Linked DNA regions of Homo sapiens: regions 2 and 3 are each linked to region 1. Evidence: chromatin loops called from intact Hi-C (ENCODE). Cell type or tissue: endothelial cell of umbilical vein. All regions are shown on one strand.

Region 1 (8,000 bases):
CTCAGTCCCCCGCTTTTCCTCAAGGAGTGACAATTTGACAACTCCTCCAGCGTTGCCCCTTCTCCCGCCCCTCTTCACCCCTCTGCTTCTAGAAGTTCAGGGAGGTTGCCTGTACCCATGTTGCTCAGGGCATGCTGGGAGCCCCTCATCACAGCCTCTGCCACAGCAGGTAAACGCCTTGATGAGATTTGATTTCCTATTAGGCAAGCCCAATGGGGTGAAGAGAAATTCCAGGTCTTCCCACAGTCCCCTTAGAAGCACTCGCTTCATCAAGCCAACCAAGATTAAGCAATTTACATTTTTTTTAAATCTATGCAAAAGAGGCATTGCCTAAATCAGTGCTTTGTCCAATTAAAAAAACACTTCACGGCCATCGTTTCCAGCAGGGCTCTTATGAGGCGTAGCAGAGCCTGGCTCTGTGTGAGAGCAGAGGTGATGGAGCTGACATTTCAATTAGCTTCATCTTACTTGGGGAATTTATACCTTTCTCTGGCATAATTACATCTTCAGCTTATCCTCAAGTCCTCCTGCCCTTGAAAGTCACTCTCCAGCCTCACCTCCTCCTCCAGGAAGCCTTCCCTGGTCCCCCGCCCCTGGGCCCCCTCTCTCTTCTAACTTCCTAACTTCAGCACACCCTGTTACGCCACTCTTTCGGCCCCTGCTTGAAGTTTCTGTCGTGGCCTCCAAGACAAGCCAGCTCTAAATCCACATATTCGTATAAGGCCGTCGATGTGAGCAGACGGGGCTCCTACCTTCACAGGGTATGCAGAGAAAAGTCATGAACAGCAGCTGAGGTCTGCAAAGCCCCCAGTTCCTAATGGAGATCCTGCATCATCCAACCCCCAGTTCAGAACATGCAGACCCAGTGAGGCCACCACAGAGAGGCAAGAGGAGGACGATCAGAGATGCAGAGGTGACTTTGCCCCCGAAAGTCACCAGGCACAGGCTCAGGTCCTGGAGTCAGAATGCCTGTGTCCAGATCCCACCCCTGCCTCTTGCTGTCTGTGAGACCTTGGACAGTCACTTCCCCTCTCTAAGACCCAATTTCCCATCCTATATAATAAAGGATAAAATAGCTCCTACCTCATGGGAAAGGTATGAAGGTCAGATGGGCTCAGCTATGGATAGTGCAGAACAGTGCCAGGCACCGCCATGGTGCCATTCTACAGTGGCTTCCCTATTGGGTTCCGGGGTTCTGACCACAGGCCTGTGTCTTTGACTGTGGCCTCCCCACTAGGAATCCTCTGGGATCCCCAGGTCTGGAGTCCCTCTCCCTCCCCCAACAGACAGTCCCATTCACAAACTTGCCTCTGCCCATCATCTCCACCTGATGCCCTTGCCTGGGATGTTCACAGGCACTGGCCTACCAGGATGACCTCTGCTTCTGGAATAACCCCTTGGGCTCTGGCAATAGTCTCATTATCAACCACAATAAGTAGGATGAGAAAACCAAGGCTCTGAGAAGAAAAACAACACGCCCGGTTCCTCGTGGCTAGCAAAGGCAGAGCCAGGATTCAATACCAAGTCTCTTTAACCCCAAAGTCCAGGTTCTTCCTACTAAGTAGCCATACTCTGGCCCCACAAGGAAAGAGTCAGGAGCACCCATCAGGCTCACTCAAGCTGGACCTCCTGACAGCTTCTTCTCACTCCTGTCAGCCCTATCCACTCCCTGGGCACTGAGAGAAATGCAATGTTGTTTTCTCTGCCTTTTTTCATCACCATTTTCATCACCACTATCCCCTGCCTGCTTCTTCTAGCAAATCTTATTCATCCTTCAAAACCCCAAATGAAATGTGACCTCCACTTAGAAAGTGTTACAGATGCTCCCACTCTTTAGGCCAGTTTACATATTCCTCCACTATGTTCCTAATCCTTTTCTCTGTTTAAACTTTGTTTGTAATTGATGTCTGTTCCTCTGGACAGGATTCTCAGCTCCTCAAGGGCTGAGTCTCACACACAAAATCACCAAAACAGAGCTTTTCCATGCCCCGCCCCATCCTCATGTTTGAGGGGCCAATCATAGACAAATCGATCCAAAATACATCTGGAAAGAAAAAACATGCAGACTGAAGGGCCTCTGTGACTTCAAGGTGCAAACAAACTCAAATTTTGAGAATGAACAATTTCTTGGATTAGCTGACATCATGGATCAGAAGTATGTGAAACTCTGAAAAATATTTTCAACTCTGGCTTCAGAGGTTGTTTCCATCAGCCTCCCAGCTGTGCTGCCCAGTTCATCCTCCACTCTCCATCAGTGCCCAGGCTCTTCTCAGATAAAGGCCTTAGAGTCAAATTTGTTCCCCATCAGCACTCCCCTGTCTGAAGCCCCAGTTATGAGAATCCCAGGCCCTTTTGACAACTCAAGTATTTTGCTATATTTTTCCTTGAAATAAAAAGGAAGGTAATGATATGCACAGCAACATTAATGCAACATTAAGTTAAAAATTAAATTATTCATCAGCATGAAAATAATGTTAAGGTGCTGCTAGTGTTTTAATCACTGGCAGTAATACTCGGTTTTGCAACAACAGACTTTCTGCGCAGTCACTTAAAACATCACATTACTCAGAAAGGAAATGATCTCAGCTGCAGCCAATGCAGGCTGCTTGTTCACAGGTGAAAGGAAGTCCCTAGTCTCTGGACCCAAAAGCCAGAGAGGCATTTCTCCCATCTGCAGCTGATGGGGGTGAGTCCAACAGTAAGTGTCTTCTGCCTTGGTTGCACATCAGCATCTCCTGAGTTTTCTTTAAAATACCAATGCCCGAACCCCACCCGCAGATATTCTGTTGTAATTGGCGTCACTGCTACCCGTTCCCCTCTGCCACTGCGCCCTCTGCCATCCATCATCCCCTGCCCATCCCTCAATGCCCATCTCCCCCTCTTCCTCCCCTTCCCGCGTCCCCACCATCCCCTTGCTGCTGTTAACTGTGAGGGAGGAGACACAGGGACTAGACAGAGAGGATGACAGGGTTGGAGGAAGCAACGACCTCCCAGCAGCATGGAGGGCAGCATGGGGATGCTAAGAGCATGGAAAGGCCCCAGCAACGAGATCTGGTACTTGGATCCACACAGAGACAGAGACAGATGCTGTCAGCAGGCACTCCAGGTCCAGGGGAGAAAACCAGCACATAAACCTACAGTGGCCAGTTGTGTGATGGCTGCCCTCGGGAAGGCACCCAGGGGCTAGGAGAGCACAGAGGGGCCCCACAGCCCAGACTGTGGGGTCGGGCAGGGCTTCCCAGAGAACTGAGAGTCACAGAATTGTACCAGCTGCCTGGATTTAGCAAACAATTAGCTATTTACCGTTGTTATGGGTTGTAATGTACATGTGTCCCCCCCCCAAAATTCTTTGGTGGAAGAATGGGACTGTTTTGGGAAATAGGGTCTTTAAGGAGGTAACAGGGTAAAGTGAGCTCATGAGGGTGGGTTCTGATCCAATATGGCTGCTGTCCTTACAAGAAGAGGAGATGAGAGACAGCCATGGGAGGACCCAGGGAGAAGACAGCCACCTGCTGGCCAAGGAGAGCAGCCTCAGGAGAAACCACCCTGCCAATGCCTTCAATTCAGGCCTCCAGCCTCCAGAGCTGTGAGCAAATACATTTCTGTAGGCTAAGCCCCCCAGTCAGTGGTAAACCATGCATCCTCTCTCTCCAAAGCTGCTGAGTCCGGTTGGGTGGTGAGGACCCCAAGGCTTGGGAACACGAAGTAACCTGCCAAAAGTCCAGGGTGCCGGCAGCCAAGCTCTCAATGGTGCCAACAGGAGTGAGGCAGGCAGATGAGGTGAGAGGGTTCTGAGGGTCACTGGTCCCTAGACAGGGGGTGCCTGCTCGCCTCACTTCAACCCACACCATGACTGTCTCCAAAACAGTCAGGTCCTTCCCTTCCTTCCTATGTCCTCAGCACCTCTGAGAGATGTGAGATAGCCTCACAGGCTTAGCCTCCAGGGATGGGTAGATGGCACCCTGGGCACCAGTGGACTCAGACGTTCCTGGGAGCAGTGACAGAAAATGTCCCATCTTCCCGGAGGGCCTGGGCCCAGCAGCTTTTGCAGGAAGGAGCAAGCACATTACCAGGAGGCAGGATCTGTGCACCCAGACTGGCTGGAGGGAGACCTCTGCACCCTCACCCCAGTCCCTGTTAGAATGGCAGCCCAGGCCCCAGTGAGTCCCCTCACACTCCCGCGAGGGTCACTGAGAGCTGCAGGCACAGAATCTGCCCGCCTTTGCAAGGTCCGGGAGCTTATCTATGGCTGGATAATATTTTGAGACATTCATGTATGGATTTTTCTCCTCCTTACATTTTCCCCTTTCCCTACCCATGCCCAGGCAAGTGGCTGATTCAGTCCTTCAGTGCCTCAGGGAAGGTGCGCCACAGGACAGAAAACAGAAAAAACAGCAAGTCTTCCTGGATCTTCTGTCCCAAAAGTGTCAGCTCTGAGGATAATGGTTCTCAAACTCATTAATGCATCAGAGTCACCCAGAGGGCTGACTAAGATGCAGCTGACTGGGCCCCCACACCCCCTGCCCCCAAGTCTCTGATTCCTCGGTTTGAGGCGGGACCTGAGAACTTGCATTTCTAACATGTTCCCAAGCAATACTGGTGCTGTCAGTCCAGGGCCCCACTTTGAGAACCCCTGCTCTATACGGTGCTGAATATCAGAGGCCCCTGAGGAGCTTTCCAAAACTCCCATCCCTGGCCTCCCCAGAGATTCCAGTCTAACTGGCCTGGGATGGGCACAGGCACTGGAAAGTTCTTGGCAGCTCCCAGTGATTCTAGCATGCAGGCAGGCTCTCAGGCAGAGGTTTTCACAACCTAGTCCCTGGCCTCTGTCTGCCTCAGATAAACTCACACAGGCCAGCTCCCCCACACCGCACCTTATGACCCCCACCACACCAATTTCTGCCCCATGTTCACCGCCCAGAACGCTCTGCACATGAGTTCCCCTTCCTCGATGCAGGCCCCACTCAAGTGCTCATGCCTCTGAGATGCACTCCCAAGCCCTCTGTACCCCAGCCCACTTCCCGCAGCTCCCTGTTCATGCTCTTCCCATCCATGCTGGGAGCACTCACACCTGTGGCCCCAGCCTGCAGGTCGAGGGCCAGTCCTCATATTTGTTTCTGTGTTCCTGGCACCTCAGCCACAGTGGGTGTTCACTGCTGTCTGAATGACCCCTGACGTAGTCATCCTCCCACACTGACCATACCTGGAAAGCCATATCTGTTCTCAGCACATGTTAAGAAAGGCAGCACGTGGCTTGCCGAAGAAACACGAGTGGGAAATGGGAGAGCCATCTTCAGATACCCAAAGGACTGCAGGAAGGAAGAGATAAACGACTTCCGCGGCGTTGCTTTGGGGGCCTGTCACTAAAGCTCCAGGTGGAGGTCATAAACAGTCAGAGTCAAGGTCATGTCAGGAAGGAGCAAGTTGTTCCCATGGTGCTTAGAGTTCCCAGGAGAAGGCCTTGGGCAGAGTGCTGCTTCCAGCAGAAATGCTGCAAAAGAAATCCCAAGCAACCAGGCTGGGAGCAGCCTTAGACCCTTGAAATCCAGAGAATCTGCCGGTCCATGGCAACAGTGCTCCCCAGCAGCATCTGGGAGTAGGCAGAGAGGTGGCAGACTGGGGTCAGCCTGAGAGCCCCTGGAGCTGATGCACCTAGTCTACCCGGAGCCAGCTTCATGGGCTTGCTTGTAGAAGACTCCATCCGTGGTTTAATCCTCTGCTGTTGCAGTCTTACAACGGTTAATTTTTGAACATAGGCTCCATATTTTCATTTTGCCCTAGGGCCTCCAAATTCTATAGCAGGTCCTGAGTGTCTCCCCACTGCTACTGTAAGCAGAATGACCTTGAGCCATTAGGTAACCTCTGGAGATAGCTGCAGGCCAGAATACCTCTCAGCGCCATCTCCAGACATAAATGAAGGAATGGATGTGAACGCTGTTTGGAAAGGTCAGTCATCATTTCAAGAGATGCTCAAATATTTGCTGTTGACAAATGTGTTTATGATAATGGGTTGAAAAGCTTTGCAATACTAATCCTAATAATAGCTGCCATTTATTCAGCATCTTCTCTCTGCTAGGTTCCCTATGTTGTTTGTTTGTTTGTTTGTTTGTTTGTTTGTTTTTTGAGACAGAGTCTCACTCTGTCGCCCAGGCTGGAGTGCAGTGGCGCGATCTCCGCTCACTGCAAGCTCCGCCTCCCGGGTTCCCGCCATTCTCCTGCCTCAGCCTCTCGAGTAGCTGAGACTACAGGTGCCCGCCACCACGCCCGGCTAATTTTTTGTATTTTTAGTAGAGACGGGGTTTCACCGTGTTAGCCAGGATGGTCTCCCCTATGTTTTTATTTACTCTTCACAACTACCGAATGAGAGACAAATGATTATTCCCAGTATACAGATGAGGAAAGTGAGGCTAAAAAGCTAAGTGATTTGCCCAAAGTACCACAGCTGGCAAGTGGCAAAGCCAGGAGTGAAACCCAACTCTGCTCGATCCCACGTCCAGGCATTTTGATGGATTGATTCTCTGCTTGAGTCTGATTCTATCTGGGAGGTTTCACCTCCAACAAGTTTCCCTGGACCAAAGAAATCCAGGGAAGGTGAAGACTAATGTTGGGCTAAAGGTGAGTTCCAACCCAGGCCAGTGCCCCCGTGGCTTCCCTATGAGGGTCCCGCTAATAATACCAAGAGCCAGCTCTAATGGCTGACCCCGTTGGCAGGAACTCCCTTCCTCACTCAGGTCCTTAAAGACTCTAACAGGTTTCCCACAGCTATGGGCAGAGCAGACCTCTGCTGGTTTGAGCTAATGTAGAAGTAGCTGAAAAGACTCTTACTGGGAATTCTCTATTTCTTTTCCTTATTTTCCCTTTCAGCACAAAAGGAAGAAAACATATGACCTAAATCTGCCAGACACCTTTGAAAAGAAGGAACCCCTGGGAGAAACCCATTAGCAATCCTCACAGCCTATTTAATTATTATGAAAATACCAAAATTGTTAAGTAGCTAGAAAATACTTTGAATAAGAAGTTTGAGATTACAGCTCCTGCTGCATTTGCCCCCAAACATGTACAGTAGTTTTACAATACAAGGAAATATTTCCAGATGTCAATATTCATACAGAGTCCCCAGATCACTTTGAGGAGGTGAGAGTCTCTTGCAGAGATGTACTTTAAAATTATAATTTGTAGCACCCCCAAAAGCATCCTTTGGAAACTGCAAGTTGTCCACACTGGAGCTGCAAACACACCCATCCTTCCACTTGTGGAGAACACGGCAAAGGAAATTTAAGGGGATATGTGGCTGCTTCAATCCATTGGTAAATGCACACATGGACTCTAGAGTTTGACTGGACCTACCAGTTACTGATCCTGTGCTTGGCTGAACTCACTGGTCCATCAACCAGCTATGAGGACCAAAACAAAACGCTTTTAGGAAAAGGATTCTTTTTTTTGTTTTGTTTTGTTTTGTTTTGTTTTGTTTTCATTTTTTTTTTAATTTATTTTTTTATTGATAATTCTTGGGTGTTTCTCACAGAGGGGGATTTGGCAGGGTCATGGGACAATAGTGGAGGGAAGGTCAGCAGATAAACAAGTGAACAAAGGTCTCTGGTTTTCCTAGGCAGAGGACCCTGCGGCCTTCCGCAGTGTTTGTGTCCCTGATTACTTGAGATTAGGGAGTAGTGATGACTCTTAACGAGCATGCTGCCTTCAAGCATCTGTTTAACAAAGCACATCTTGCACCGCCCTTAATCCATTTAACCCTGAGTGGACACAGCACATGTTTCAGAGAGCACAGGGTTGGGGGTAAGGTCACAGATCAACAGGATCCCAAGGCAGAAGAATCTTTCTTAGTGCAGAACAAAATGAAAAGTCTCCCACGTCTACCTCTTTCTACACAGACACGGCAACCATCCGATTTCTCAATCTTTTCCCCACCTTTCCCGCCTTTCTATTCCACAAAGCCCCCATTGTCATCCTGGCCCGTTCTCAGTGAGCTGTTGGGCACACCT
Region 2 (8,000 bases), 77 kb before region 1:
TCTCAAATCTGAATAAGAAAACAAACCAGCCACAAATGGGCAAAAGATTTATACAGTCACTTTAGCCAAGATGTACCAGTGGAAAATAAGCACATAAAAATATGCCCATTATCATTCATCCTTACGGAAGTATAAATTAAAATAATTAGATACCACTACACACCTGTTAGAATAGCTAATTGTTGTTGTTGCTTAACGGAAAATCCCAAGTGCTAACAAGGATGCAGAGCAAATGGAACTCCTACACACAGCTGATGCAAATGCAAAATTATATGCTTTAGAATATATGATATGGCAGTTTCTTACAATGTTAAACATATCATACCAACCAGAAATCCCACTTCTAGCTATTTACCCAAGGGAAATTAAAACCTATGTCTGTACAAGCACCTGTACATGAACATTTATGGCAACTTTTCCGTAATCACCCAAAACTGAAAGCAACCCAAAGTTTCCTCAACTGATTAATAAACAAACTATGCTACAACCATGCAATGGAACACTACACAACAATGAAAAAGGAGCAAACCACTAACACACACGACATGGGTGAATGCCAGATGCATTATGCTAAGTGAATAATGTCAGACCCAGAAGGCTACATACTGTATAATTCCATTTATATGACATTTTTGCAAGGTCAAAAATATAAGGATATCAAATATATCAGTGTTTGTTGGGAGCTGGAAGAACTTTAGGGGCTACAGAAGAATTCCTTATTCTGATTGTGGTTATACAACTATGCAGTGTTTTTGTTTGTTTGTTTTTGTTTTTTTAATTCTCAGAACTGTATACTAAAAAGGGTGGATTATACTTAAGTTTTTAAATGGAAGGGTGTGGTGTGTGGCACTGTGTATCAATCCTTTTTCTGTTCCTTTACCAGGCACGTGCTGAGCCCTTACTCTGCACCAGATGTGTGAATTCCCCAGTTGTTGGCACCCAAGATGGCACCTCCCTGTAGACCACAGACGGCTGGGCACCCAAAGCAGCATAAGTTTTGCTGCTGCCTCGTCCTCTTGGCCTGATACAACAGAGTTTCATTGCTCAGTTTCCAAGAATGTATTTACTTACAACCCACCAGGAGACCAAAATGAGAGCTCTCCAAAGCAATTTTATCCTCTGGTTTTAAGAACAATTTTGCAATGCCTTTATAGAGCCAGCATGAAACTAAGAATGCATACAATCTCAGTAACAGAAAAGCAGAGTGGGTAAGGCCACACTGCCCTGAGACTCTCCTCCAAGGATTACTTTGGGTCGGGCCCACCCTGATCCTATTGCCTCTCTTCCTGCTCTCAACAGAAACTTGATAAGCACATCAGACCCGTGCTGGAAAACAGGCCTGTATTTTCTCTAGCACGAAGTAATTTCTACCCAGGGACTTTCCTGACACAGTTTGTCAAGCAAATTAGATTGTCAAGCAAATTAAAAGTAGCTGCTAAAAATGTGACCCTGAGCTGCTATATTCTTGTTACTCTGATCAACCCCACCCCTACATCCTGAAATCTGCTTAAGGGCAGCCACCTTCTCCATGGCTCCCCAGTGCCTAGGCCAGTTCTCAGCACACATTAGGTGCTAATACATGGAATCAGTCAGTGAATGAATGAGCGAATATAAAGCCATTCAAAATTCATTTCTTAAAAAGTGTATCTATTAAAGAATTGAATCTACTTGAATGCTTCTCCTCAGTGTCATTGTGGCTGAAGAGACAATGATAGCAGTAAACTCTTCTAACTGATAGGACACTTTTGTTGGGGGCATGGGGTGGACCATCTTTCATATTTGCTCGGCTCAGGAACATTGCATGTGTACAGACACCTTGACAGATCAGGAGGGCCTCCAAAAGCCCTTCCACGTACATAGCTATCAGTGTGACTCCGATATCTACTGGAACAACCCAAACTCTCGACATCTGGGTAAAAGTGAATAAAATCCCTAATTCCAGTGTGTGGAGCCTTCACCAGGATTTTGCAGAATCCCGAGGGACTTCCAGGGGCACGGCCCAGGCAGCTTCTGGGCTGTCTTCCACTCATGCCTCCTCTATTCTGTGCCACATCAACTGGTCCAGATGTGAACTGAGGCTTTCCCCAGTTCTCTCTCTCTCTCTCTCTCACACACACACACACACACACGTACACACACAGCACATAACACAAAACTTTCATGTGAAACTTTGGCAAGTAAACTTCACTGAAGACGAGGGGAGGGGTGTCCATGGGGCCGGCTCCCACAGCATGCAGCCCAGTCAACTCCGAATCAGGTGTCAGGCATTCCTGTTCCCTCTCGCTGACCCGCGCCCAGAGGCCATTGTCCGGACAGCACCCGCACTGGCTGGAACTCCAGGTTTCCCCATCTTGCCTGCTACTCCCTCCTCTTCCTCCGGCCTCCTTCCTCACCTCTCCTCTTTCAAAGGATATAAAACAAATCGTCCTCATTGTCTCATTAAAAGCAGTTTAACATCCTTTTTGTGACCTGAGACCCCTCTAGCACCCTCTTTCTCAGTGGTGTTTCAAGACTTTTCCCAAAGACAGCTCCTCCCCAAGAGGGACCCAGAGCCTGATGTTACAACACCAATGGCCCTGCCCTAGGCCGGGGCACAGCAAGAGCCAGGGGGCTCTGGCCTGGCTCCATCACCACCCCCTCCACGTCAGCAACACCCCTGGCAGAAAAGAGCACAGGACAAGGCCACGCATTCCTTGTCCCCCCTTTCATTAAGTGTCCAAGTAGTTGGATCTAATCCATTAGAGGCCTGGTCCCTCCCTGGTGCAGGACTCATTAAGCCATCACCTCATACCTGCTATGCCTGTCAGGTTCCAGAGTCCTCCCTCTCCCCCTGGCTGTCAGGACCTCAGACTTCAAGTGCTGCCCCCCTTGAAGTATGTGGCACTCCCCTTGAAGTATGTGACACTCCCCTTGAAGTATGTGGCACCCCCCTGTGACCTTCCAGGACCTCAGTGCTCCCTCCCAGGGCTCAGATAGCAGAGTCCAAAGGGAGGCTGCTGTAAAACCGCAGGGAACGTTGCCTTGGGGCTAAGCAGAGAAGCCATCTCTTCCTGGATAACAGAGGTGTAGCTGCAGACCCTGCAGAGTGGGATAATGCACGGTGGCCTCTGAGACCGGACTGCTGGGCCACTGGGCGTGGACCCTTTCGGAGCAGAGTGCACCCTACAGGCACTTTCTGTTTGTCAGAAACATCGTCCTAATAGACTTTGTTAGATCACGACGCTTTACTGCCATCTGCTGGAAGCTTATTATAATAAATACACAAACCTACAGAGTGAATGGTGCCTGCCTTGGTGTGGACTCCAATGGGCAGTGCTTGTTCCCCACAACAGAATGACGACCTGCCCTTGGCCCGGCTCCAGTCCCTGGGCACCGAGACACCAGGAGAGGCCGGGGGTGCACAGTAATGCATCTGGGCATGGGTGAAGCAAAGTCACATGTCCCTTCACCATGCAGCCAGCCCATGCTGAGCCCAAGAATCACATGAGGGAGGAGTCTCATGATATGCTCAGCCTTTGCAGCAAAATGTCCAGAAAAAAATGAATTGCAAATAGGTTAAGGCCCAAAGTAGGCAGTAATACTATGCCCTGGAGAGAAGTCAGACCAAGGTCGGTGTACTGACCTTGTCTTTTGTTTTCTATATTCTTGATGCTTTGACATTGGGGCCCTTGCTTACCCTGGAGGGACTTCCCCTTCCAGAGTGAGGCAGTTCTAAAACTAGTGTGGCCCCTTGGCATGGGGTGCCCCCTCCTCTTGGGAACTGTGAATAACAAACAGTCTTTTCAATGGCAATTCGATCTGTTGGCCTTGCTGTACGCCGAAGTTTCTGTTAATACACTCTACTTTAACACAGTGCATAATCAACATACTAAATAATGCCTGTTTTCAGAAGGAACATATGTGGACTCCAACTGCCATGGCTCTGTCTTTGCTCCAAATCCTAGTAGGATCCTGCTACCTGCCCCACCTGTACCCACCCAACTCCTGGTTTGCCCAGAGCCACACACTCCTCCTTTTATGCATGTTACTTGCTGTGGTCTGGTCTTATTTCTTTCTGGTTTTAGCTGCACTATCTGCCTAGTTTGCATTAAACAAACATTCGAAACTGAATCTCTTATTTTAAAAAGACACCTTTTTACACTCGACCTGACGAGTCTTTCCCCTTGGGGGTGGCAAAGTGTACCTAGGACTCCCAGTTCAGGGTCTGGAATGGGACTCACCTGGCTTTTATCCCAGATCTACTATTCAGTAGCTGTGTGACATCAGAAAAGTTAGGGAGGTAATATGGAGAGTTAAGAACAAGAGCTCTGGGGCTCATTTGTCTGCATGTAGATCCTAGATCTTCTCCTTACCAGCTGGGTAACACTCAGCAAGGTTCTTAACCTCCCTGAGCCTTAGTTTCCTCACCTGTAAAATGGGGACCATAATCATAAAACCCACTTCATAAGTTTAAAGAGGTTAATATTCATACAGTGCTAAAAGCAGACCCTGGTGCAAATTTGTTTAAATTTCTTATAGATGCTTGATATTAGACCTTTGTCAGGTGCATAGTTTGCAAAAATTTTCTCCCATTCCTTAGGCTGTCTGTTTACTCTGTTGATAGTTTCTTTTGCTATGCAGAAGCTCTTTAGTTTAGTTAGCTCCCATTTGTCAATTTTTGCTTTTGTTGCAATTGCTTTTGGTGCCTTCATTATGAAATCTTTTCCTGTGCCTATGTCCTGAATTGTATTGCCTAGGTTGTCTTCCAGGGTTTTTATAGTTTTGGGTTTTACATTTAAGTCTTTAATCCTTCTTGAGTTGATTTTTGTATATGCAACACCGTATTTTCTTAGACGATGAATGTGAATGCTCTTTAGACACTTGCTACTTTGCCACAGTCCCTGCTGCTTCCCAATATCTCAAATTCATTCATGTATTTTACCTCTCTGGCCACTGCAGCCTTAGAGTTTCTGACCCCTACAAGTTGACTGGAGTCCAGGAAAACAATGACTTTCTATTCCAGCAGGCTGGCTTTTTACCATGCCTTCCTGTGCATATTTTATCATTAAAATCATCCATTTTCCCTGGAAGTGCCAGTGATGGGTTTGAGGAAGGTCACAGGAAAATCTAAGGAGCTTATCCTCTTTTTACACCCCTTTTCAGAAAGGCACAGTGGCCAGCCAGTATTCTGTCACTTTGAAGTAGCAGTATAAAGAGGAGCCTGACCACAGGGTCCTTGAAGCTCTGAGCAGTTCCTCCAGAAGCCCCAGGTGAGATGCAGCTGCTGGCTGGGAGCCACAACTTTCCCAGAGCCCAATGCCTGGAGGCCGAGAGCCGGGGGATAGGCTCAACTCCCACAGGGGATGCCACATCCAGGATCACAAAGGTATCAGCAATTCATCAAACATAATCACCACAGATTGTATTCATGGAGGCTGGATAGAATTAGGAAGCTGCAGGCTACAGTGGATGCATTTCTGATTAGAATTTCTCAGCCCTGAGCTACTGAGGATAATGAAAGTCATCACTGGGAGAGGGGCAGAAAAAGGAAAGTAGAGAGAGAAGGAAGGCAGACACCAGTTTGGCCCCCATCCTGATCTCTAAATGGAAGGAGCACAAAGATCCCTCTATAGTTCATTTTCCCTCGGGCTCCTGCAACCTCATCTCTCTTTGAGGACTGGCTGCACCACAGGGGCCCCAGGCCCTCACCTCACACCCACTCAAGGGAATGTCTGGGGTACAGCCCCATAGCTATTTCTCACATATTCCCTGGGTGAGATTTCAGAAGCCCTGCACTAGAGAAAGACAAACAGTAGTAATAAAGACTGCCTTTCACAAGTCTTTCTTTGATGTTTTTAAAATCGTTTTTAAAAATTCTTTAAAAAAAACATATTTTGATATAAAGACCACTAAGGGGCCCCCAAGATTGCAGTTACCTATCATTCATTCTGAAGCGTGGGGAAAGGCGACTGGTGGGAAGGAAAAGTGAGCTAATAGGGGATTTCGCACAAGCATAATGGAGCTACATGGCTCTTATAGGACACATGCCCTATTTTGCATCCTGCCCTATGCTCTGCACGGGACATGCAAAGATGAAAAAGGTAAGCCGCTGTGCACTTGGGACAAAAGACAAGAAACAAAGGACTCCAGCACAAACAATTTGTGCTCAAAGGAGGGATGCCACTGAAACTGGAGGCTAATCTGATTAAGTTGCCAAACTTAACCTTCCTGCCTGCTTTTTTTTTTTAATTTTATTATTATTATACTTTAAGTTTTAGGGTAATGGCTTATTTCTAGTCGATCTTAAAACTCCCACTAGCTTCCTTATAAATAACATCTCTGACTGTGCTTCACGATAGTAACAGTTGCTTCAGGTTGTTTTTTGGGAACTAGCGGTCAGCTCTTGTTTAGTTCAAGCCGGCTGGGACCACAAACTCTTCAACTGGGCCTGCATAGGTACCCAAAGAGGCTTCTATGTCAGAAGGCCAAAAGTTCCACCCTCCAATCATGCTAACACACTTATTTTCTGCACATGTGTCCTATGAAGAGCCATGTAGCACCATTATGCTTGTGCAAAAACCCTTATTACCTCACCTCTCTTTCCCACCAATCACCTTTCCCCACACTTCAGACAACCACAATTTCTCTCCTATAATTACCCCCACACCCGATTTTCAGGGAGGTGGATTTGAGATTTGTTCAACTGTCTCCTCACATGGCAGCCTTGAGAATAAAATCTTTTCTCTTTTGAAAAAAAAAAAATCATCACCACAGTGATTGGCTTGTTTCATGTAGGCAGAAATGAACCTGGTTGCTAACACAAGGGTGCTGAGGGGAGGGTGGCAAAGGCAACTAACTGGGAGAAACCAGGGAAGGCTTCATGGAGGAAGTGACATTGAGATGGGAAAGAGAGGAAGGCTTTCCATGGGGGCACCACCAAATGTCAAAGAGTCCTCTGCAATGGTGGAGGCAGATAGTTAACCACCAAATCTACCCTGGCTGTCTTCCGGTTACAGCCTTGTCAGTGGGCATAAGTCAGCACAGGTGAGCGCCACACTTCCCAGCCTCCCTCTGACAGAAGTTCAGGTCACAGGATGTAAACAGAACTGATGTGCACAATGTCCAGGTCATCTCCAATTTGAAAGGTGAGCCCTTTCAGGAAGAGTTTTAACCAAGGAAGCAGCATGATGCATTTGGTGTTTTTGGAAGTCCCCTAGGACAGCCAGGGCTGAGGGTGAGTAGCCAGGAGGGGAGAAAAGAGCCAGGGAAATTTACAAGAAAGTTCCTTCCATTGTCTAGACAAAAGCAGATGCTCGTCCTGAACTCCGCTAGTGAAGGAGGGGCAGTGAGCAGCAGGACCCCCGTGACAGAGCCTGAGTGCAAGACTGAGGAAGGGCGTGAGTCTGACTCAGTCACCCAACCTCAGTCTCAAAATACAACTTCCTTTCTCATGTTCGCTCCAGCAGTCCATCCTCAAATGCACGGGTGCAGCCCCATATGAGACCCACCCACCCACCCACCCACAGTCAGGACGGCTCTCTTGCTGATGCCACACACCCCAAGACCCATGTGCCACCATCCTGAACATCCCCCAGGAAAGGACTCCATGGATGTGGGCAGCTGAGAAACTGTCCTAAATTCCCTGGGGGAACCTCACCAGGCACATCCAACCCTTCCGAGTCACAGGCAAACCTAAAAAGGCAACCCTCCGGGTGCCTCAGGGCTGTAGGGAAAGGACAGAATATCTCCAAGCCATTGAAAACAACTGAAGACAAGAGAATTATAAAAGAAAATGCTAGATGTGTCCCCAAAATGGTGAGTTAGAGAAGGCACATTTGGCCAGCAAGGATAGGAAAGGGTTGGAAAAGGAGTCCCGCACACATTCGCCTGTTAATAATCTTCATCTATCTCCTGACGCCTCCACAGGGAGGATTTCTCTCAACTGGAAATAAATAACTCAGGGATCAAGGATATAATTGGAGCTCTTGATCCAGAGTGTGACCTTCCACTTTTCTCTATTT
Region 3 (8,000 bases), 850 kb before region 1:
TGCTAATAATTTTTAAGACCATACTTGCTGTTTTCTAAGCCTTACTCTAACTTAGAAAAATAAATAGGGTGTTTGAGTCAAGAAACTTGATATTTCTAATCGGTCACTAACTGAATTCAATTTACTTCTTCCTTATTATTTGTCTAAATCACAACCTTTTTCTTTAAGTTACTAGTAAAAGCAGTATTTATTCTTACAAAATTAAGTTATAGATGCACAGTTTTACAGATATGTTATCTTTTTTTCATTTCTTCACTTTAAATATTGCCCTGGGTTTCTCTTTCTGTACATTAGTAGAAAGTTGACTTTATTTAGAAATTATAATTATTATCTCATTTCTTTGGGTCTGGAATTAGAATTGCTTGCATTGGTCTTCAGTCTCTGTCTTTTTCTGTGTTTTTTTTCAAGATTGCCACTGCTTCAGACCTGTTGTGGCCTCATTAAGTTTCTTTTCAACAGGCCTAAGATAGTTCCCACACATCTGAGCTTTTAACATCCCCAAGAATTATTTCTCTTAATGCTCAGCCTTAAGAAACACTGACTGACTTAGGGTAATTTCCTGTAAATTTTTTTTTTTAACATCACGCTTTTTTAAAAAACCATGTTGAATCTTGCTTCTTTCTCTCTAGTTCTCTCCAGTACTTCCCCTGGTAATTTATCCACATAACACATAAGTGCATGTGCCCTTCAAGTTTTAGTGTTAATGATCCCCTTCCTGAAGAAGCCTTCCCTGAACTACTCATTTGAATTAGATTCCCCTATCGTTTACCTGTCCTCATCCTTATGCTCAGTTGAGAGCCTTATTTAACACTGACTTTCCTGAGGAAAAAACTGTATCTCTATCTGTATATCTATATCAAGATAGATGATAGAGACATATAGATAGATGCCAGCTAGCTAAATATGTAGCTAATAGATAGATAGATAGGGTAGATAGATGAATAATGAATAGAGACAATAGATAGATGATAGATAGATAGATGACAGATGGATAGACATAGACAGATATAGATAGATAGATGGTTATAGATAAATGGATAGATAGATGATAGGTGAATAGATAGATGATAGATAGATAGATAGATAGATAGATAGATAGATAGACAGACAGATAGATAATAGATAGATAGATAGATACATAGAAGATAAGTAAATAGATAATCTTTAACCAACCAGGGCTGAATACAGGGTTTGATGCAGAATAAATATTCAATGAACATTGATGTAAAAAAAATTGACTCAATGAAAAACAATTCATTAGACATTAAAGTACAGGTGTCCTCCAGGGTAGTCAGTATTAGTAGGACAAGTTTGCTCTTATTTTCTGCTAGAGTTACACTTAAAATTCTCAGACTGACATTTTAGCATATTTGGCTAGCCCTCATCAATTTGACCTCATGCATAATTACAGATCATACATATAGTCTAAGAAGGAAAAAATAAAACACCACTTAGTAAAGTGGAAGGAAACCAACTCTCATTGTTTAACTTTCAGGAAACACTTTTTGGAACACCAGATAATTAAAATAATAATAAGACCATAGAATCCTATCCACTGATCCTACTTCAGACTTCTGACACTCTCAAAAATCTACATAATTGAAGCTGGGCATAGAGGAGTTGTCCTCACAAAGACTGTGCCCCACATTGTGAAGACAGTGTTCCATTTGGCTCCCACACAATGTGTGGACTTTAAAATTATACTGTATCATTTATTATTGGTTAGCATGCATTTATTCTGGTGCCAGAGAAACCTTAAAATTACTACTTTTGTAGTAAGTTTGCATTGACTATAATAAAAAGAAAGGAAAATTGACCAACTGAGAAATATTTGCAACACAAATAGCATGCAAGTCTAACTAGGAATAAGAAGGCAAGGAAATTAGCAAGAGAACTTGACAAATTGTCAATAAATATATTTAAAAATGCAAACTCATTTATTTAAAAATTAAATAATCAAATAATAAATACTAAATATTATTTATTATTCATTATTAAAATAAATAACACATGATATATAACATGGATGAGTTATTTATTATTGAATAAATAATTTATTAATAAATGATAAATAATAATTAATATTTTATAATTTGGATAAATTATTTGTTATTGGATGGATTGGTTATTTATCAGTACAACAAATGATAAATAAATAATAATAATTTAATATTTCTTATAATTTTGCCAAACTTTAAAGGAAAGTAGAAATTTGGTATAGTCAATGGAAAGACATTCTTGTTTATTATTGGGCTGGGTACATTGTTACAAATTTTCTAAAGGACAGTTTGCAAATCTCAGCCCCTTAAAATGCCCATTCCCTGCTTTCTGTACACATAGAGATATTCAGGAGGTTTACCAAAACAATTATAAAACATTAAGCCTATGAAATGTGATTGTTAACCAAATAATTATTGGATAAATGGAAGAAGCATGCTGTCATAAATAGATAGTTCAGTAATAAATCAACTCATTTATAAAAGGTGTGTTTATTCTTTGAGGAGAAAATATTTATGACACATATTTTCAAGAAAGAATAGACTTTTAAGTTGATAACACACATTCAATGTTAACAGTCACTTGCTGCAAAATAATAATAACAATAATTTTGTCTGATGGTTTTGTAATTAGTATTTAGCCCAACACCAGAATATGATATCTGGACTTCCCCATTCAGTACAAAGTACTTTCCAGGGCACCAAAGTGATCCCCTTACGTCTGGGTTCAGTCACATGTCTAATTAAACAACTCAAATTTTCTATCCTCATCACTTAAAAGAAAAACATAATTCTACTGTGATCTATCAATTACTTAAAAATGATCAGATAAGTTTGTTCTTCCCAGAATTTTAAAATTTGTGCATTTCCATCAGAGATTGAATTAAAACAAAGGAAAGTCATGTTTATAAAACTGTATGTGCATGAAAGGACATTTTATAATTTTCTCCAAAGGCATTCATTATGCTAATCCCATTTATATTACAACTGTGCTCTGATACCTGATGAAAGGATATTATTTACTTATCTGGCTTGATAAAATAATAATATTGAGATGAAAGTGCAATTAAACTAAAATTCAGTAAGACTATCTACTGTGTACCTTTTAAAAATTCATATAAGAAACAAGATACACTTCATTTCATTTCTGAATTATAACTTTGAGATATGGTAAAATAGCTAAATAATACCTAATCAAGAAATTTGACCTTCATCCTCTCCCTGCTTACATGTATAATCCATAATAAACTTGCTTTCTTTTTAATTCAGTCAAAATGGACAACCTGAAACTCTAACAAGCTCTTGACCTGTGTTGGCCCTTCCTGCATTTTCATGGAAGGATGATGCAATTCATTATTTCCACTGATACGTTCAGAGCTCTTGGCCAGCATCTTTGCTATTCATTTATTCAATCTATAGTAATCTGTGCTTAATAGAGTGCTGGAGCATGTCAGGATGAACAATTAAATATGATTGTTGTCATTGACAACCAGCAGTTATTGCTAAAAATGTTCCAGGCAGGAATGTGAGCATTGAGGTGTTTATTTTAAGTAAAGGAGAAGTTTAAATGAAGTATCTTTTCTAGATAATGACAATTAAACTCTATCATTCAAATAGTGCATTTCTCCTTCCATCTATAGAAATCATAACAGAGTTTCTTTTTTGCTTTCCATACTCCCTGGCGCAGGCAATTAATTCTTTAACTGGTCAGACTTTTGACTAAGAGTGCGATCTCTGATTATATGACTTGTTTGTTGGAGCAAGATGGGGTTCAGGTAGGGGGCAATCATCCCTGAATACGGCAAAAGGGGACATGCTCTTGAAATGGATTAAAAGAACAAATGATGACCCCTATGTAAGCAGAGAGAGAGAGAGAGAGAATCATTTAATAATTTGAATGAGAAAATAAAATGAGATTGTCAGAATTTCCACAACAAAAAGAAAAATATCTCCCATAAATGTCCCTTTTTGCCTCAATGATGTATCTAAAATGGGTGTGATATTATCAGTTCTCATAGTCAACATCCGCTGTGCGTGGGTTTGTGTGCACATAGGGTCAAAGGAGACGGTATCTGGTGAACAAACAGCTGGTATAACTAAGTAAATAAATGCCCTTTGGTGAAATCATTGAAGCTGATGAAAAGTGTAGTTGTGCTTTCCCTAATCCCTACAATAGGAGTACTAATTAAATTTCCCAACATGGAGATAGACATGTTTCAAGACGGAAATTTCTCAAGGATGACTCAAGAGCAATATCCTGGAGGAATTTGCATGGGGTGGATATAAGTATCTCATTGTTTTTAGAAAAGAAAAAAAGTGTGGCCACACAGAGGGGCTGTTGAGTTTTCACTGATACTGCAGAGATGGCCATGCAAGGGGCAGGCCACAAACTGGGCTTGGCCACAAAAGTGCACTGAAGCCCAAAGAGTAAACAGAGAGAACAAGGCTGAGCAAGGAAAGGGAGAGAGAACGTGTCTCCTCATCCCCACTGTCCCAAATCCTTGATGAGATGGGATGTCACATTCAGGAGATAAATGTCAAATCTCTGATTGGGTCACATAAGAGGTCACCCTCCAGCATTATTTAACTGTTTGGTATTTTATCTGTGATCACACAGCAAGCCCAGCCCTTTTGCTTATCTTTTTTGATTTCTCTCTTCCTCCCCCTCCTCTTCTCTGGTAAAAGGTCCTTCAAATATGACAGTTTGTCAGAGGGCTCATCATAATTTAATAAGAGTGAACATGCAGGTGAGAGAAGGCCCAGCAAGCTTTGGGACTCCTGTGTGCTGTAGCTTGATTTAGCAGAGATCAGTATGATCATCACGTGTGGCTCCATTTGCTTCATGTGTCTTTCTTTGCTGGCTGTCTCACCTGGAAAAGAGGTGGTTACAGTTTGGTACAAGATTCTGGCCTTTCTGAGTTCTCTGCTATAATGCCCTGAAATGGTAGCACACATGCTACACTTCTTCTAACACTGGTCATTCCTCTTCAGAAACCTCTTTTAGCCTCTCCCAACCAACACAAAGAGGCAGAAAGACTCAGAGATGATGCTTTCCTGGATCTGTGTCATAATGCATCTTCCCAGCAGTCCACTCTGTTAAAGGTTGAGGAAAAGCATTGCTTGTGTTCCATTACACAGTTGATGAATGGTTAGAGAAGTGCCTGAGCCACTCTTATTTCCTTAATCACTTCTAGGTCTCTCATCCAGGATTTTTTCTGCGTAATTCTTCAAATTAATTGCATTTCAGCCTACCTAAGCGTACCAGTAGTTGAATTATCAACAACCTATTAGTAACTGCCTAGCAACTGAATAGGTATACTAGACTTTTATTTTCTTGGCTGTGCAATATTTCTTTGAAATTTTGATCCCCATCCTAACCCACCAAACCCGGAGAGCAAATCCTAGAAACTGGTGAATAGACTTGCATTCACACTTCTCCCACGTTTTGTCTTTCTATGCTGAAGGAAGAGATGGAGGTGATTTTAATCTATCTTCAAATAGCAAAGTAGTTGCATACTTTACACTCCCTTCCACACACACATACTCATACACACACACAATCCCTTATTCAATTAATCCACATTTATCACATCTTTTTTTGAGGATCAGATCAATGACTAGAACTGTACACAGTCATTCATTTGCACAGGTCTCATGGTTCCTGTCAGTGATAATTGATCAATGGCTGAGACCAGAAGCCCCAGTTCCCACTACCAGGAAGAGGCTTCATTCTGCTTGGAACTCTTATTTGCCACTATCGTTGCACTTCCTTAAAAAGTACCTTTCTTCGAGGCTGGGCAAGGTGGCTCATACCTGTAATCCCAGCATTTTGGGAAGCTGAGTCAGGCAGATCACCTGAGGTCAGGAGTTCGAGACCAGCCTGGCAAATACGGTGAAACCCCGTCTCTACTAAAAATACAAAAATTAGCCAGGCGTAGTGGTGGGCACCTGTAGTGCGAGCTACTCAGGAGGCTGAGGCAGGAGAATTGCTTGAACCTGGGAGGCAGAGGTTGCAGTGAGCTGAGGTTGTACCACTGCACTCCAGCCTAGACAACACAGAGAGACTCTGTCCCCGTCTGCCAAAAAAAAAGTACCTTTCTCTTCTTCTGAAATAAATTATAAAGATTTTTAGGGAAGGGAAAGTACTTTGTTTTTAATACTACCCTTAAAATGCTTTGTGTATAGGAGCTGTGGAAAATATTTGTTGAATAAATGATTGACAGATTACAAATCATGTAAGTATAGGCAACTATCAATTACCTCAAGGCTGATTACCCCATACTTAGAATTTCTATTGACATTTTTATATACTTTCATTCCAAAGCTTATTTTTATTATTTCATGTATAGAATAGTAATTTATATGTGGAAGAAAATCCATAAAGAGTTTTAATTGGTTGTTTACCAGTTTTCTTCAAAAATGTATTCTCTCATGTATTCTATGGAATACTACTTGACTGGCAAGGGAAAATCTTTTAAAGTAAAATAGTAAATTAAATCATGGAACTAATGGACCACGAAAACTATAAAAAAATAAATAAATAGATGAAATAGTTAAAATAGTAGAAATAAAATTGAGAGAGAGAGAGCTCTATTTTGACATGAGCTTTGCATTAATCTTTGAGAAAACTTGCCATTTCTAAAGTAAAATAATTCAAAGAAGTGAGGTTGAGGAAGGAGAAGGAAGTTTTATATAATGAAGTTAAGTTTAAACTTAGACTCCTTTAAAAAATAAATGTTTGAAATTCTCAGGATCTCTCACACATGTTAATTAATAACTGCCAAACATATCCCTAAATCAAAAAGAAAGAATTGATTCCCCTTCTGAATACCAGGATTCCCCGCTAGCTGGCCAGCAGAAACAAAACCGTGTACTTTCTACACTGTCAGCGGTCTTTCCTGAATCACTGCCTTGCCTGGAAAGGTTCAGCAGGAGGTATGATAAGTGAAACGATCAGGACCACCAAACAAGACAGAGACTCCACACCAGAGAGAAGGCCTAGAGTTACCCACATAAGAAGAAGTTCTTGCTAAGAAAAGCACCTGTGTGCATACGTAGACTCATCTCCTAAGTGCAGGATGGACTTGTCTGCTGTAGAATTATTTTGGTGGCAGCTTTTAAGTTACAGTATTCCAGGGTGCATTTGCATTTTAGTTTCAGCGTGTTTGCTTATCTCTAACCACAAGATTATGCGCTATAATTGCATGCAAGAGCAGGAGGTGAAATAAGCTTTTAAAATTAGATACACAAATTTGTATGTGTCAGGACCCCAGCCTAAAACACATGGCATGCTCAGTTAGTTGGAATTTTTCAAAGAAGCTTCTTAATGAGGGGAGTGTTTACCAAGGCGTGGTAAGAGGTAACAACCTACAAGGGATATGTAGACACCTAGGGACTAGCAAGGGTGAAGAGCCTTTGCCACTCCTAGGCCTGGTGGAACAAATGGAGGCATTGGTGTTACTGGAGCTTAGTTAAGAGCTGGACATGGAAAAAGGTGGCCCTCAGGGCCATAGTGCCAGTGCTGCAGACACTGTCAGACCTGAACTCAAGCTGGGGTGGGGTGGGAGGAATAAATGCTCTAATCTTTCTACTTTTCATCCTCTGATCTCCCTCTGATGCTTTTTACTAGCAAAATTGAAACTGGGGAGGGAATGCAGTTGATGCCCCCTATGGAAATCAGCCTTCTGGACACAGAAGAGAATAAGCTGGAGAATAAAAATGCAAGGCAAATGCTGAGTAACCCACACTACAGGGAGGGAGGCATTTATCTCATTAAATATTATACAGAAACCCGAAGTTACACTCGCTGTACACTTTCAGCATTTTCCTCTTGAAAGATAAGTTGAGACCTGAATTCAAGTTTTGAATCTGCTGAGTTTGTTAAAAGCCGTTGAAATAGTCCTTTCAACCCTCTATCCCTTAATCCACATAATATTTTTACTTACCTTTTTTATGTAAAAGAGTTTGTTTAGATATATATGATAATAGTTTTAATAAACTGTG

The links. Peaks named below come from ENCODE experiments on the same cell type or tissue, not always from the same donor. Only the 100,000 strongest peaks of a DNase experiment are listed, where the experiment ranks them.
Region 2: a loop joins it to region 1, with 2.7 times the contacts of the local background. A loop is called at or near these places in 5 of 110 quality-filtered maps.
Region 3: a loop joins it to region 1, with 9 times the contacts of the local background. A loop is called at or near these places in 2 of 110 quality-filtered maps.

The regions. Positions count from the first base shown.
Region 1 is chr2:121,893,267-121,901,266 of GRCh38, reverse strand. No RefSeq gene overlaps it. Among named protein-coding and RNA genes, the nearest start is that of LINC01823, 110 kb to the right of the region's middle. In endothelial cell of umbilical vein, a CTCF peak has its summit at 3,507 (motif pointing left); no DNase peak of the experiment used is centred here; H3K27ac peaks cover 1,654 bases.
Region 2 is chr2:121,970,448-121,978,447 of GRCh38, reverse strand. The region is part of intron 2 of LOC105373592 (a long non-coding RNA gene); the gene reads right to left. Among named protein-coding and RNA genes, the nearest start is that of LINC01823, 180 kb to the right of the region's middle. RefSeq lists an enhancer at 1,884-2,391. In endothelial cell of umbilical vein, a CTCF peak has its summit at 3,233 (motif pointing left); a DNase peak (open chromatin) is centred at 3,227.
Region 3 is chr2:122,744,982-122,752,981 of GRCh38, reverse strand. No RefSeq gene overlaps it. Among named protein-coding and RNA genes, the nearest start is that of LINC01826, 320 kb to the left of the region's middle. In endothelial cell of umbilical vein, no CTCF peak of the experiment used is centred here; a DNase peak (open chromatin) is centred at 4,071; H3K27ac peaks cover 1,142 bases.